Regions from separate parts of the Homo sapiens genome. Here region 2 is linked to region 1. Evidence: chromatin loops called from intact Hi-C (ENCODE). Cell type or tissue: mammary epithelial cell. All regions are shown on one strand.

What was found. A loop is a pair of places that touch in the nucleus more often than their neighbours do. Peaks named below come from ENCODE experiments on the same cell type or tissue, not always from the same donor. Only the 100,000 strongest peaks of a DNase experiment are listed, where the experiment ranks them.
Region 2: it touches region 1 in a loop (2.2-fold over the local background); 2 of 110 quality-filtered maps call a loop at or near these places.

What each region holds. Positions count from the first base shown.
Region 1 is chr6:106,865,274-106,873,273 of GRCh38, reverse strand. No RefSeq gene overlaps it. Among named protein-coding and RNA genes, the nearest start is that of LINC02532, 82 kb to the right of the region's middle. In mammary epithelial cell, no CTCF peak of the experiment used is centred here; DNase peaks (open chromatin) are centred at 973, 2,323 and 3,043; H3K4me3 peaks cover 239 bases; H3K27ac peaks cover 3,738 bases.
Region 2 is chr6:106,604,852-106,612,851 of GRCh38, reverse strand. All of the region lies in intron 4 of RTN4IP1 (reticulon 4 interacting protein 1), which reads left to right. It also overlaps the pseudogene RNU6-527P. Among named protein-coding and RNA genes, the nearest start is that of RTN4IP1, 21 kb to the left of the region's middle. In mammary epithelial cell, CTCF peaks have their summits at 2,966 and 4,582; a DNase peak (open chromatin) is centred at 4,581.

The DNA of each region.
Region 1 (8,000 bases):
ACTCGTCTGTGTGCACGTGTGTATGTGTGTGTGTGTGCGTGTGTATGAGAGAGAGAGAGATGGGAGAGAGAGTGCCTGCCTGAGATCCAGAGAGACCAAAAGGAAGGATAGGTTATGTTCATCTTCACTAATTCCTTGAAGTGGCAGAGTCTTAACCTGACCTGGCTTTTCTTTTATATTTATTTGATGGAACTACCCATATCTCTTAATCAATATGTCTTTGTACTCATATTTTTTAAGGCCATTTCCTGCTTCTTCCCCTTTTCACAGTGCCATTTTTTTTTTTTTTTAAAGAAAATGCTGTTAATACATTCAAAATCTTTCCTCTGCTGCCATGTTGCAGTTACATTGCTTACTAATTTATTCTCCTCCTTCTTAATGGTATAGCTATCCTCTTCTGGATAAATGGAGTCTAATAACATTTCATCCTCTGCCATCTGGCTTATCACTGGCTTGGAGACACAGCTCTGGGATTTTAGGTAGCCTCAGTTTGAGATGACCCAAATATTGCAAGGGCAGTCAAAACAATAGACAGATCAATTTTCACAACTTTGTACCGGATAAGTTTAGAAGGCAACTGCTACTTTTTGAAGAACAGAAAACATGTGAATGTTGTCTCTTATGGAGAGCCAGAAGGCTAAGAGAGGATGTAGTTCTTGTCCCAGACAAATGTGTGATCTTGAGAAAAATTACTTAACTTGCCCAAGACTCAAAGGCTTTATATGTAAATTAAAGACTTTTTCCTGCTGAAAGGCAGAGGACTGGACCTTTGTTTCAACCAGATTTAAGGTTCTGTCAGTACTAGAATGTAAGAAACACTACCCACCTACACTGATAGATTTTAAACTTCTCCAAGGCAGAGTTGGGTCATATTTCCCTTGAATACCCCTACAGCTCATGGCACACTATTAGTCATCTTAACAGCCACCCTTTGCTGAACAATTTATGAGCCACGTACCTGCCTGGGGACTCAAACTTGTTCAGCAGTGGTTATTAGGAGAAGAGAAGGAAGGGAGTGGGCCACAGTGTGGGGCCTACAGCCTACCCAAGGGCCTCCAGCTCCTGAGAGCAGGCAGCTCTCCGGTGTTGGCATGCACTTCCCAGGATCTAAAGGAGAGATCTTTATCTCTTCTCAGGCCATGCACCGGCATATACACAGCTTCAGGGCAGAGACAGCTGGAAAAGTGTGTCCAGGGCAGAGGCAGCTGGAAAAAAAGTAAGTATTCATACTCCTTTTTTTTTTTTTTTTTTTTTTTTGAGACAGAGTCTCCCTTAGTTGCCGAGGCTGGACTGCGGTGGCACAATGCCGGCTCCCTCCCTCTGCCTTCCGGGTTCAAGCGATTCTCCTGCCTCAGCCTCCTGAGTAGCTGGGATTACAGGCATGTGCCACCACGCTCGGCTAATTTTTGTATTTTTAGTAGAGACGGAGTTTCATGTTGGCCAGGCTGGTCTTGAACTCCTGGCCTCAAGAGATCTGCCCGCCTTGGCCTCCCAAAGTGCTGTGATTACAAGCTCTATCCACTGAGCCTGGCCCATAAGTTTCTTCTAATACACAAACAAAGCTCAGCTGTTGGGCTGCACTGGGCTGCTTGGGTTGTGGATGGAGAAAAACATCAGAAAATTATCCAAATTAGGATGAAAAAGTTCAGTAAGAAGTGAGAGCAGAGGTGGAGAAGGCAAGAGTATGGGAGAAGATGAGAGGGACTTAGGGAAGCAGCTGTCTTCATGACAGGCCTAGGGGAGAAGATTTTCCAGCTAGGATTTGAGAGTGTTTCTCTGTGTGTTATAGGAGTGTAATTCCTCTTTCTGGGCTACAGCCCCCTGCCCTGAGACTTCCAGGAAATGTAAAATGACTCTTTAAGATGTTTTACATTCAGATTTTCTTTTTTCTGCCACCTGGTGCTAAAATGGGCCTAGGGAAGGCCCAGGCTTAGGTTGAACTGGCAGGAAAAGCTTTTCTCAATAACCAGAATCAAGTGGCTCTGCTGACAGCCCTCGGTTTTCAAAGGATCTTGCCAATGGGAAGGATTATGCATAGTGATAGGCAGAGTTAATATGTAGCAAAGTCTTGCAGATGGTTGGAAATGCAGGCCCAACAGATTCTTCCCTCATAAAAAGTGCCAACAGTTTCTTCCCTCATCTCTAATGAATGAGTAATTACAAAGCACCTTCCCATCCATTGTTCCACCTTTGTACCCACGATAACCTATTGAACTAGGCATGGTAAACTAATACAACTCCTACTTAGTAGACAATGTTCAGTGACCTGCCCAATTCACAGAGCTAAGAAGGGCCAGACCTGGGCAAGAATCCAGATCTTCTGACTCAATTTATCTTCATTTGTCTAGGCTCCTTGCCATCTCAGTCTGTCTACCGACAGTAGCACCCCTTCATTCTACCTCCCTGCACTCCCCTCCACCCCCTTGATCATCCCAGGCTTGAATATGGAAGTTGAGGTTTTAGGTCCAAGTGCAACAGAAAACATAATGGCTAAAAAGCCCAAGAGCCTTTTTGCATGTTGCATATATCTTAATGGGAGATATAGAGCTTTTTGTTATTAGTGGGACCTGGGCTCAGTAAATTTGGGGTGATATAACTTACCTATAAATTATAAAATCCAGGAAATAAACCACAAGATAAATACCTCACCCTTCTCCATGTGCCATGCCTTACAATCAACCTGTTGTGGGAAATAACTGGAAGTGAGGGATTAGTCCCCTGAATACATAGAACATTATCTTCTGTATTTTTATTTTTTAGAGACAGAGTCTGGCTCTGTCACCCAGGCTAGAGTGCAGTGGTGTGATCATAGTTCATTGTAACCTCAAACTCCTGGGCTCAACCATTCTTCCACCTCAGCTTCCTGAGTAGTTGGGACTACAGGCATGTGCCACCATGCCCGGCTACATTGAACATTATCTTGACAATGCTCCCTAACCATATAAAACAAAATACTTCAAAACCATCAAGGCATATTTGGAATTCTCCAAGCATACTCAAGGTAAGTATCTGCCTCAGGCCTGTTTAGTATTTCTATCAGCAGCTTGAAAAGTAATGTGAAAGGAATGTTCATAGATTGTTCATAAGGCCAAAGCTGAGAGAGATGGCTCATTTACTGTGTGTAGTTATGGGGAGGCAAAGCTGTAATGCCAGGAGGCCACATATTGAGCAGCTTCTGTGTTCATCCAAACATTTTCAGCTCTCAGGCCCTAGACCTGCTCATTTCCAAGCAGTTTCAACTTCTTGGATATCATGGCCACATCCTGGACCTTGCTATTACTCAGGACTGCTTCAGCTCATGCACTTCCAGCATCATGCTCTCTAAGCACAGTCTTTCAGCTCTTGTTTCTGACTCTCTATTTCACCTATTCTGAACGCATCCACTTCTTGTTGCTACCAACTTCCTTTCTTTCTACATTAGTGAGTCCCACCACTTCCTACCTAGCTTCAAGTCAGAAACTTGGATATTCCCCTCCTATTCCCCTTACTACCCCAGACTTGAATATTGAAGGAGTTCTGAATATACTACCTCACCCTTATGCCAATTTGTCATAAGGAGTGTTTTGCGCTGGAGGCAACTAAGAAGCAGCCAACGTAGGAAGAGCTTTTTGCCTTCCCCCTCTCTGTCTAAAAGCAGGACATAAATTTCCCTATGTGAAGGTGTTCCCCCTCCCCTTTCCCGTATCAGAGAAGAACAACCCTATCACTGCAGACAGAAAAATTGGCACTAAGATGGGACCGCACAAACAAACCTTACTAAAATAAAGCCCCAGCTGTCATTAGTTTCCCTCATATATTTACCTTTCAGCAATTCATCACCTCTAGAAGCCCAAACCCCCTTTCCTTCGTCTTGTCACTTCTTCACAACTTTATCACACTTTGTTAAAGTGGTATATAAACCCCTGGTCTAACTGCCTCTTTTGATCTTTTCTTTTTCTCCATGAAGACCTTTGCGCACCTAATAAAATTACACTATTTACATCAAATACAATTTGTAGCTAGGTATGGTGGCACGTACCTATAATCTTAGCTACTGGGGAGGGTGAGGTGGGAGGACTGAGGAGTTTGAGACCAGCCTGGGCAACATAGTGAGACCCTGTCTCTTAAAAAAGAAACACACACACACACACACACACACACACACACACACACACACACACACGTAAGCCATTTTTCTTGTTAATTTGTCTTTTCTCAGTTTAATTTATAGGTCCCACTCATTTAATATAAGAGGGTAGAGGAAAGTCCTTTTCCTTCCCTACAATATGAAATTTGAATTTATCAGATTTTTTGCTCCCTATATCAACTGCTTACCAGATTCTGTAGATAAGTCTATCCCCTATCCCTTGTTTCTATTCCCATAACTGCCCCCATGCCAACCGTTCCAATGTAATTGATGCACCTGCCAGGTCTGCTTGAGGATCTCACTAAAAGCCACCAGGAACATCTACATACTACTTTCAGAATCCCCTTGAGCTCCTTCCTGCTTTTTTGATTCCTCTGATCATCAGCCTTAATTGAGGCACTATATCTTCCACCCAACTTCTTGGAGTGGCCTTGGTATTCCTGGAGGGAAGAACATTGAACCCTCACTGGGCCTATCTAAGAATAAGTCTTTATCACATCTTGCAAAACTATGGCAAGCATTCTCAGACCTTCCTACCTGCCTCTTTTATTTCCTTTCTTTTCACCCAGGCTGGAGTGCAGTGGCATGATCATAGCTCACTGCATCCTCAAACTCCTGGGCCTAAGTGATCCTCCTACCTCACCCTACTAAGTAGCTGGGACTGCAGGCACACACCACCATGCCTGGCTAATTAAAAAAATTTGTTTTGTACAGATAGGGTCTCACTATGTTGCCCAGGCTGGTCTCAAAATCCTGGGCTGAAGCAATCCTTCTGCCTTGGCCTCCCAAAATGTCGGAATTACAGGCATGCACCACCACACCCAGCCTCTGGTTTTGATTACTTCACTCTCCTGCCTGAAACACTAGGAGATACTGAAGGTAGAGAAGCCAACTAAGTTGGAGCACCAAGTTCCACGTGTTGGGAATAATCAGAATAAAAAAAAAATCACAGAACAGGAGTCTGGCAATGGAGAGAGGAGTTTGAGTTAAAAAAAACATGGGAATCAAAACATTGCTGGAGTCAAGCCTCACAGGTGGGTCCACCTGGCTTCAAGGGCAGAGATGGCCTGAACCACTTGGAAATAGTAAGAAATGTTTTATTTTCCAGTATTTCTTTTACTTTTGGGACCTGTTTTGGAGAGGAATTGAGTGAATAAACAATGTGGGTCTCAGATAAAGAGCCATCTTGCACCCTGCCCCTCTCTGGGCTCAGCCTTCTTTGGAGGACCTATGAGAGAAATGGTTTTGTGATGTGTTGAGCTCGACAAGGCCTCAGTTGGTCTCCTAGCATTTCCATCACCACTTAAAAGAGGCATAGAAGACAGACAGATGAGGGATGTTGGGACTCAGAAACCAATATCCCAAAATATGTTCTCAAACTGATATTTCAAAATAAGTATGTTTACTTTGACATACTGAACTGATGAAGAATCCTCAAAGTCTCTCTAAGCCACCCCCCTCAACCCTCACCGACTCCCTCAAAGCGAGGCTAAAGTTCCTTTATCAGTCTAAAGTCTGTACCCACCAAAAAAAGAAACAAAAAACGAAAAACAAATTGTGTTTTTCTCCTCCTTCCTGTAACACCAAGAAGGTAACCACACCTAAACAGACGCTTTTACAGGATAGTGTCTGTCCCTTAGGCTCCACTCGAATTCCAAAGAGAACTATTTACATGTTAACTTGTGCCCCTGATCCATTAATCCTTTACTGCCTCTCAACAGAATTCCTCTTCTCCCACCTCCCATAACCTGTTTTGTCAGGATCCAAGGCCCCATTCTTTCTGTAACTTCAAGATGGCTATAAGCTTCTGACCCTCATTGAGTGGTGGATAACCACTCTGTGGTTCTCCCCATGTGCACGTTAATAAATCTGTATGCCTGTTCTCCAATTAATCTGCCTTCTTCTTCTTTTTTTTTCTTTGAGACAGTGACACAGGATCCTTTCGGTGCCACTTTGCCAGCCAGAAATCTCTGCAGCTGGTGGTGCCTCTGCCCGGGCTTCACTAGGGCCTGCTGGGGTTGTTCCGCCCCCTCAGCCTGGAGGGCTGCGCTCAGCTAGCACTACCCGCCTGGATCCCGCACCTGCCACAGCTCTGCGCTCAGCCCACAACTGGTCCGGGCATGCCGTGACCAGCTTCTACCTTGGGCACTGGTGTCTGGATGAGGGGGACATGGTGGCACCCCAAAGCTCGGAAATGCCAGCAACCGTGGAGCCCCAAGTGGTGTTACAGCTTTTGCTCAGGGATTCCCAAGGTCTGAGCCCCTGGAAGTGTTACAGCTCTCATTTGGTCCCGCCACCTGCAGCTCAGTAAGTGGGGACATGTGGCACCCAGCAGCTTTTTCTTCACCATTGTTCGGCAAGTGGGAGGGAGGGTTACAGTGTTACATCTCTTTTTGCACCCACTATTTGGCAGGTTCCAGGTTCTTGTCCCATGATCAAGAGGAATGAGATTCATGGACACTGGAGAGTGAGAAAGGCAGAGAATGGTTTTACTGAATGACAGAAAAGCTCTTGACACAAGAGGGGACCCAAAGTGGGTAGCCCTCAGTGTGAGAGGGGGCCCCAAAGTGTGTAGCCATCAGTGAAGCTGAGTCCAGGGTTTTTATGGGGTCAGAACGGGGGTGTGAGTGCTGACTGGTCCATGGGCAGCCCCTGGAAAAAGCACCATTCCATTGGCTAAAAGGCATCAAGGAAGTTGTCACTCTGGTTGCGGACTCTACCCAGAACTGGCAACTTCGTTTTCAGCTTCAGGCTGTCTTTGGCTTGAAGATTAGGTTTCACCAGAGACCTGTCCCTGTCTGCTTAGGAATTTGTCTGCCTCCTGCCACTGTCAACAGGGTCTTGCTCCGTGACCCAGGCTAGAGTGCAGTGGCACAATCACAGCTCACTGCAGCCTTGACCTCCAGGCTCAAGCCATCCTCCCACCTCAGCCTCCTGCATAGCTGGGACTATGGGTGTGTGCAACCACACCTGGCTAATTTTTTGTAGAGATGGGGTTTCTCCCAGGCTGATCTCCAACTCCTGGGCTCAAGTTATCTGCCTGCCTCAGCCTCCCAAAGTGCTGGAATTACAGGTGTGAGCCACCCTGCCCGATCAAATCTACCTTTTGTAAGTTGATTTTTCAGCAAAATTTCAGAGGGCAAAGGGGAAGTTTTTCCCTTGTTCCCTACAGGAGAGGGGAAGAAGAAAGGATCCTAGATCTGAAAAGCCCTGTGGAAGCTGAGGAATAGAAGGATGGCTCAGCAGGTGCCAGAACCAGCCTATAAATGAGGACCAGGGCTGATGGCCCTCTCAGTAGAAGCAAGCATGCACAGATGACAGTGAGGTTCCGAGACCTCCTTCTCAATGCCTCTGGAAATACCCTGGAACCTAGACACAATCCCTCAGAAAGGGCAAGGGGAACCCAAAATGACTAAAATTAAGTTTCTGCCTCATCATAGGAATGGGGGCATCCCTACTAAAAATTAAATTAAGACCTCAAAAAACAAAGAACATTTTACTCTTTTGTTGTGGATAGAGCTTTATACTCACCCCAGTAACAATTAATTGACTGGCAATAAACTCCCACAGGGCAGCAACTGTGTATTACTTTCTTCATATGCCCAGCCCCCAGTGTAGTCCTGACTAGTGTCCTGACTTTTTCGCCATTTGAGAGAACTACCTTTCTTCCTATCTGTGTGTACTCTGGGCTGGTCTGACCACACCTGAGGTGCTGTATGTCCAGTTCTGAGCACCTTATTTTTAGAGGCTAAGAACATGGAGAGTGTTCAGAAAAGGGTAGTTAAGATATTGAGAGGTTATGAACATTTCCAACCCACACTTGTCCCTTGACCTCCAGAAACTGATATCCAACTGTCTTCTGGACAACTGATTT
Region 2 (8,000 bases), 260 kb after region 1:
CCCCTATTGGCTAGGGTTAGCCCACACAGACTAAACTAATTCTGATTGGCTAATTTAAAGAGAATGATGGGGTGAGTGCTTTGGCGGGAGTCAGGGCAGAGCAGGTAGCAGGTAATCGGAATGAGTTATGGTGGAGCAGGTGATGGAATGAGTTAGGGTAGAGCAGGTGATTGGAATGAGTCAGGGTGGAGCAGGTAATTGTAAAAGGTTGCTTTATGAGGAAGTTTAAAAGTAGAAGGCAAAGAATTGAACATACTGACATATTAATTATTTGAAAAGAAATTTAGAACTCGTATCTAACATGTCTATGCAAAATATTGCTAGGGTTCCTCTCTGGGCCTTGTGTAAGTGAAGGGCTTCGGCTTCATTGGCTCCATGGTAAATCCTCTGACCTCACTACTTCTCTCTGTCTTATGCCCTATTGTCACCCATCACAAGCTTTTTTTTTTTTTTTTTTTTTTTTTTTTGACGGAGTCTTGCTCTGTCGCCCAGGTTGGTGTGCAGTGGTGTAATCTCGGTTCACTGCAACCTCCACCTCCCAGGTTCAAACGATTCTCCTGCATCAGCCTCCCGAGTAGCTGGGATTATAGGTGCCCGCCACCATGCCTGGCTAATTTTTATATTTTTAGTAGAGATGGGGTTTCACCATGTTGGCCAGGCTGGTCTCGAACACCTGACCTCAGGTGATCCACCTGCCTTGGCCTCCCAAAGTCCTGGGATTACAGGCGTGAGCCACCATGCCCTGCCCATCACAAGCATTTTTCCCTCTATCTGCTTCTGTATAAGATTGAAGGAACCAGTGATTTGGGATGGTTCCCACTGCCTATCCCATTTGGGGGGATACATTCCCAGTACCCCTGGTTGAAATTCTGAATACACTTCGGATAACAAAGCCATTGTTATCCTGTGTATAAAGTTCTTCGTCGATTATGGGTTAACTAAGTCTTCATAAATGGCTTACCCTGGCCACCTTACCAAGATATATAAATAGCTTTGTTTTCTTGGGAAAATGTGTTTAACTTTCTAAACATTTAATTCACACACAAACTCTTCTGTAAATTGGGGGATGTCAACATGCATTACAGAGGCTTAGAAGAAGAGGACACATAAATCTAGGCTATCTTGGTCTCCTTTGATTGATTTGTTTTGTAGCTATATTTTTCCACTTATTCAGATTAAGTTTCTCACTCACTTTAAGACAATAAACCTGGCGTATTATGCTAAGACACTTTGCTATCTTTTATCTGTTTTCCCCGTGATTTAAAAGTCATGTGTGTTTCAGAACCTCCACAAGGCTGAGAAAAAAAGTAGTTTGTGGAGGTGAAAGATGAGATACATTTTCAGCATAATCCTTATTTCTTAAAACCATTTGTTTCTACTGATGGTCGATTTCACCATATTTAAATCATCTTTGTTCATAAGTCATTAGGATTTAATAGATGACACTCTAATCTTATAATGTGGCTTTTTTCACTATAAATCTGGGGCAATTTTGAAGGCCATATATGTCTGTTTCAAAGGTGGAGAAACAAAATATAAGCTTAAATTAGATGGAAAGCACCTGTTCTTTTTCATTGACTCCCAGAGTACACTTCTGTCATCATCATTTTGTAGGTGACAGATCTGAGGGCCAGGGATTCCATTAGAGAGAGAGTTGAAACCTGAACCCGTGACTCTAGATACCCAGCCCTGGCATTCAGAGATTTTTGGGATCAAGTCAGAATATAGAAACTTGAAGATGATTTTCTACTTCTGGATGTCTTGCTGTTTTGTAGCATGTTTCGTGTTTTTGTTTTTTTTTTTGTAAGGCAGCTAAGGGGGTTGGCGCCCTACCTCATAAGATTACAATACTGAAAACTGTGATTGTAGAGGGCTTAGGTGCCCAAATGCCAAATAAAAAGTGACTCAGTCATGGAAAAGAAGCCAACATTGCTTCAGTGCCTTAATGTATGTTTAGGGAGAATTCAGAGATTAGGCAAAAAGGACAGAGCAAGTTAGATTTTAGGGTTTAAGAATGCCTAAGTAATGTAATACTGATTCATATTTTCTCCATATTTAAAAAATATCTGTCACTAGTACAATCCCTTCTGACTTCCAAAGAAGCTCTATATGTGTACTTAAGAAGTAATAGAGGCATGCAATTAAAAACCTTGGCGATTTTGAATAACAGTGCTTTTTTCAAGTAGAGTATTTCTGTACACACTTTATATAAACCAACAAATACAGCACACGTTTCTTCACTATCACAAATAGGCTTCTACTTCAGTGAGATTCGAATATATAGTGTGGCCATTACAGCAAGCTAGGTAAAAAGTATTCCCACTGTGTAGGACTTAAGTGAAGGGCCATTGGGAGGTCAGCAACAGCAGTTGCTTCCCTTTGCATTGAACGTGCTGTGAAGAATACAACAAGAATAATTAGTTGAGCCACAAGACTTCAGACTTTAGAAGACCGACCGGCTTATTGTTGGCTTGAAAATTTATTTTGCCGCCGGGTGCGGTGGCTCACACCTGTAATCCCAGCACTTTGGGAGGCTGAGGTGGGCGGATTGCCTGAGGTCAGGAGTTCGAGACCAGCCTGGCCAACATGGTGAAACCCCATCTCTACTAAATATACAAAAAAATTAGCCAGGTGTGGTGGTGGGCGCCTGTAGTCCCAGCTACTCAGGAGGCTGAGTCAGGAGAATCCCTTGAACACGGGAGGCGGAGGTTGCAGTGAGCTGAGATAGCACCATTGCACTCCAGCCTGGGCGACGGAGTGAGACTCCGTCTCAAAAAAAAAAAATTTATTTTGCCTACTCTCTTTTTGGGGACTTTGAAGAAAGATATGGTTGAAACCTGCACAAAATGTGGAGTTTACAGGACCAGAAAACGATGTGTCCTCAGGGCTCCTTTACAAGCTAACAGCGCTTCATTCATTGGACCTGCTCCTTGCTGCTTTTGCACTTGGGGTCGCCATCAGGTGGCAACACAAAGAATTGAAGCTGCTATTGCAGAACCACTCTTGCTAAGCCCTGCTGTGAAACACAGTTTTGCTTTTTTATTTGAGGGAATGAAGTTGCTTTGGATCAAGAGTTATAGGGAAGAGATGAACTGACAATAATGAGGTCGGAGATGTATTTGGCAGTTGGATCCTGAAGTAGCCATTATATTTAGTATCCAGCATTCACAGAGAGAGAATTAGAAATTATTTTCAAGCTTTTCTTTACTGGAAGAAACTTGAATGCAGTCTTTCAAGTAGCCAGGCGATCCCCTCACTTGAGGTAGTAGCAGTTGTTGCCTTGATTGTAGGACATAATGGTGATTGGATGATTTCTTTTTTTAGAGACAAGGTCTCACTCTGTCACCCAGGCTAGAGTACAGTGGCACAATCATTGCTCACTGCAGCCTCAAACTCCTGGGCTCAAGCCATCCTTCCACCTCAGCACCACCATACCTAGATAATTTATTTTTTATTTTTCGTAGAGATGTGATCTCATGATGTTGCCCAGGCTGATCTTCAACTCCTGGGCTCAAGCAATCCTCCCGCCTCAGCCTCCCAAAGTGCCGGATTACAGGCGTAAGCCACCATGTCTGGCCATGGATGATTTTGAAAGTCAAGAAACTTTGATCAGGCATCTGCTACATCCAGGGCACTGTGGCCAATGCAGGGCATAATATGAAGTCTCTGACCTTAAGAGCTTGCAGAATAAGTTGGGAAGTAGGATGTGTGGCATAGATAACAGGTTCCAGGCTATGTTAAGGGTATTGTAGAGGAAAACTGGGACTTGGTCCTTCAAGGGAAAGGAGACCTCAGCAGGTAATTATAGCATTCTAGAGCCTGGAGGAATGGACCAGTGTGTGTGCAATGTAGGGGGAAGAATTAGGGGAACAGAGTCTCAGAGGAAGAGTTCCATTCAGGAAATAGTGAGAGGAAAAGTTGGAGAGTGCAGGTAATATATTGTGAGGAACTTAAATGAGAATTTGACTAGCAACACTTCTATAAGAATGGACAAAAGTAAGAGGGTGAAATATTTCATGGGGGAATTAATTTTTGAATGTATTTTTGAAGCACTTTTCATACTTTTTTCCCTCATTTAGGAAGACTAAAGCTATGTTTGAATTGTCAGGGCAAAAGGTACTTTACCTCTGCCCTCTGAAGGTTCTATAACTGAGTCTGCTGAAATCAACTGATAATAGATTAATAGGAGAAAAGTTATACACATTATTTATTTCCTTTTAATGTTAGTTGATATGTAATGTACACATTTATGGGGCATAGTGTGATATTTCAATACATGGATACCATGTGTAATGATCAAATCAGAACAATCAGCATATCCTTCAAGTCAAACATTGATTATTTCTTTGTGTTGGGAACATTAAAAATCCTCTCTTTTAGTTTTTTGAAAGTATACAATAAATTATTATTAACTATATTCACCTTGTAGTGCTATAGAGTACTAGAACTTATTCTTCCTATCTAGCTGTAATTTTGTATTTGTTAACCAACCTCACCCTGTTCTTCCCTCCCTGCTACCCTTCCTGGCGACTGATAAACCACAGTTCTACTCACTGCTTCTGTGACTTCAACCTTGTCTAGCTCCCCCTTGAGTGAAAACGTGGTATTTATCTTCTTGTGCCTGACTTATTTCACTTAACATAATGTCCTCCAGGCTCATCCCTGTTGCCACAAATGACAGAATATCATTCTTTCTTTTTTATGGCTGAATAGTATTACCTTGTGTATACATACCACATTTTCTTTACCTGTTTATCTGTTAATGGACATTTAAGTTGATTCCATATCTTGGCTATTGCAAATAGTGTTGTATTAAACATGGGAGTGCAGATATCTCTTTGATATGACTGATTCTCCTTCCTCTGGATAAATACTCAGTAGTAGGATTGCTGGATCTTACGATAGTTTTACTTTTAGGGAAAACTTCATACCGTTTTCCATATTGGCTATACTAACTTATATTCCCACCAAAGGTGTATAAGAGTCCCCTTTTCTCTGCATCTTTTCCAATATTTATTTTTTTTTGTCTTTTTTCTATATGGAACACTTCACAAATTTGCATGTCATTCTTGCTCAGGGACCATGCTAATCTTTGTGTCATTCCAATTTTAGTATATGTGCTGCCTAAGTAAGCCCTGTTTTTTGTCTTTTTGGTAATAACCATTCTAACTAGGGTGAGAGATCTCATTGTGGTTTGAATTTGCATTTCCCTGATTATTAGTGATGTACAGCATATTTTGCCTATGCTTGATCATTTTTCTCTTTTTGAGAAATGTCTGTTCAGATCCTTTGCACGTTTTTAATTGGATTACTAGTTTTTTTGTTGTTGTTGAGTTTTTTGAGTTCCTTATATATTCTGGGTAGTAGTCCCTTGTTGGTTGTAGAGTTTGAATATACTTTCTCCCATTCTACAGGTTGTCTCTTCATTGGTTGTTTCATTTGCTGTACAGAGTTTTTTAGTTTGATATAGTCCTATTTATTAATGTTTTTGCTGCCTGTGCTTTTGAAGTCTTACCTATATCATTTTTGCCCGTATTCCCATATGCTTTCTTCTAATAGTTTTTTTTTGGGTCTTATGTTTAAGTCTTTAATTCATTTTGAGTTGGTTTTTATATATGGTGAGAGATGGGCATCTAGTTTCCATTTTTCTGCATATGGATATCCAATTTTCCCAGCACCATTTATTGAAGAAATTATCCTCTCACCAACATCAATTCTTGTTGCCTTTGTCATAAATCAGTTGGCTATAAATAGGTTGATTTATTTCTGGGTTCTTTATTCTGTTCCATTGGTCTATGTATCTGTTTTTATACCAGTACCATGTTGTTTTGGTTACTGTAGCTTTGTGGTATAGTTTGAAGTCAGGTAGGGTGATGCCTCCTGCTGTTTTATTTTTGTGCATATTGTTTTGGTTATTCAAGGTCTTTTGTGGTTCCATGCAAATTTTAGGATTTAAAAAATTTCTGTGAAGAATGTCATTGATATTTTGATAAGGCTTGAATTAAGTCTGTAGATTGCTTTGGGTGGTTTGTTCATTTTAACAACATTTATTTTTCCAATCCATGAGCATAGGATGTCCATTTTTTTGTGTTCTTTTCTATTTATTTATTTAATTTATATGTATGTTTTTGAGATAGGCTGGTCTTGAACTCCTGAGCTCAAGCGATCCTCCCCCACTTGGCATCCCAAAGTGCTGGGATTAGAGGTGTGAGCCACCGTGCCTAGCCCTCTTTGATTTCTTTTATCAGTGTTTCTAGTTTTCATTATATAAATCTTTCACCTCCTTGGTTAAATTTATTCCTAAGTGGTTTTTTTGTAGCTATTGTAAATGAAATTGATTTCTTTTTCAGCTAGTTCATTGTTGGTATATAGAAATGCCACTGATTTTTAAATTTTTATTTATATTTGTTTATTTAAAAAAATTTCTTTTTGGAGACAGAGTGTTGCTCTGTAACCCAGGCTGGAGGGCAGTGGCACGATCTTAGCTCACTGCAACCTCCGCCTTCCTGGGCTCAAGTGATCCTTCCACCTCAGCCTCCCAAATAGCTAGGACTACAAGCGTGTGCCACTGTGCCCAGCTAATTTTTGTATTTAGTAGAGATAGGTTTTGCTGTGTTGGCCAGGCTGGTCTTGAACTCCTGGACTCAAGCGATCTGCCTGCCTCAGCCTCCTGAAGTGTTGGGATTACAGGCGTGAGCCACTGCTCCTGGCTGCTACGGATTTTTGTATGTTGATTTTGTGCTACTTTAATGAGTTTGTTTATCAATTCTAAGAGGTTTTTGGTGGTCTTTTGTTTTTTCTATATGTAAGATCATGTCATCTGCAAAGAGGGACAATTTGACATCCTCTTTTCCAATTTGGATGCCTTTTATTTCTTTCTCTTGCTTAATTGCTCTGGCTAGTACTTCCAGTACTTTTTCCTGTAGATGTATCTATTGTGTTGTTTGAGTAGAGTGCTTTGGCTTTGTTCCTGGGTGAGCGCAGTAGTGTAGTCTCTGTATGATTTCTTTTTTTTTTTTTTTTTTTTTTTTTTTTGGGACAGAGTCTTGCTCTGTCGCCCAGGCTGGAGTGCAGTGGCGCGATCTCAGCTCACTGCAACCTCTGCCTCCCGGGTTCATGCTATTCTCCTGCCTCAGCCTCCCGAGTAGCTGGGACTACAGGCACCTGCCACCATGCCTGGCTAATTTTTTTGTATTTTTTTTAGTAGAGACAGGATTTCACCATGTTAGCCAGGATGGTCTCGATCTCCTGACCTCGTGATCTGCCCACCTCGGCCTCCCAAAGTGCTGGGATTACAGGCATGAGCCACTGCACCCAGCATCTTTGTATGATTTCTTTGGCTGTAATCACTATCAATCGTGTCAGTAATTCCTCAGTGGCTTACGCTGTAGTTTGTGGAGGCTGTTAGGCACTTTTTTTTTTTTTTTGAGACAGGGTCTCGCTCTGTTGCCAGGCTGGAGTGCAGTGGTGCCATCTCAGCTCACTGCAACCTCCACCTCTTGGGTTCAAACGATTCTCATGCCTCAGCCTCCTGGGACTACAGGAGTGTGCCACCGTGCCCAGCTAATTTTTGTATTTTTAATAGAGACGGGGTTTCACTATGTTGGCCAGGATGTTCTCGATCTCTTGCCCTCATGATCTGCCTGCCTCGGCTTCCCAATGTGCTGGGATTACAGGCATGAGCTACCGCGCTTGGCCTGTTGGGCACTTTTGTTGGACATAGGGGTGCCAGGCAGTCTGGTTCTCAGGTCACTAGGTGACACATACAGCTACATGGCATTCCTGCTGCTGGTGTGGATGGCAGGCTTTGGGTGGACTAGTCCTCAGCACTGTGGTCATTGTGCATGAGGGCCAGCAGTGGTAGTTGTGGGCCCCAGGTGAACTGGTCCTCTAGTCTCTGCACTGCATGCATGGCAGTGTGGCAGCTCTACTACTGGAGGGGTGGGGTCACTGTCAGTGTTGGTGGCAGCAGACCTGGGCAGGTAATAAGGTGCAGGTGC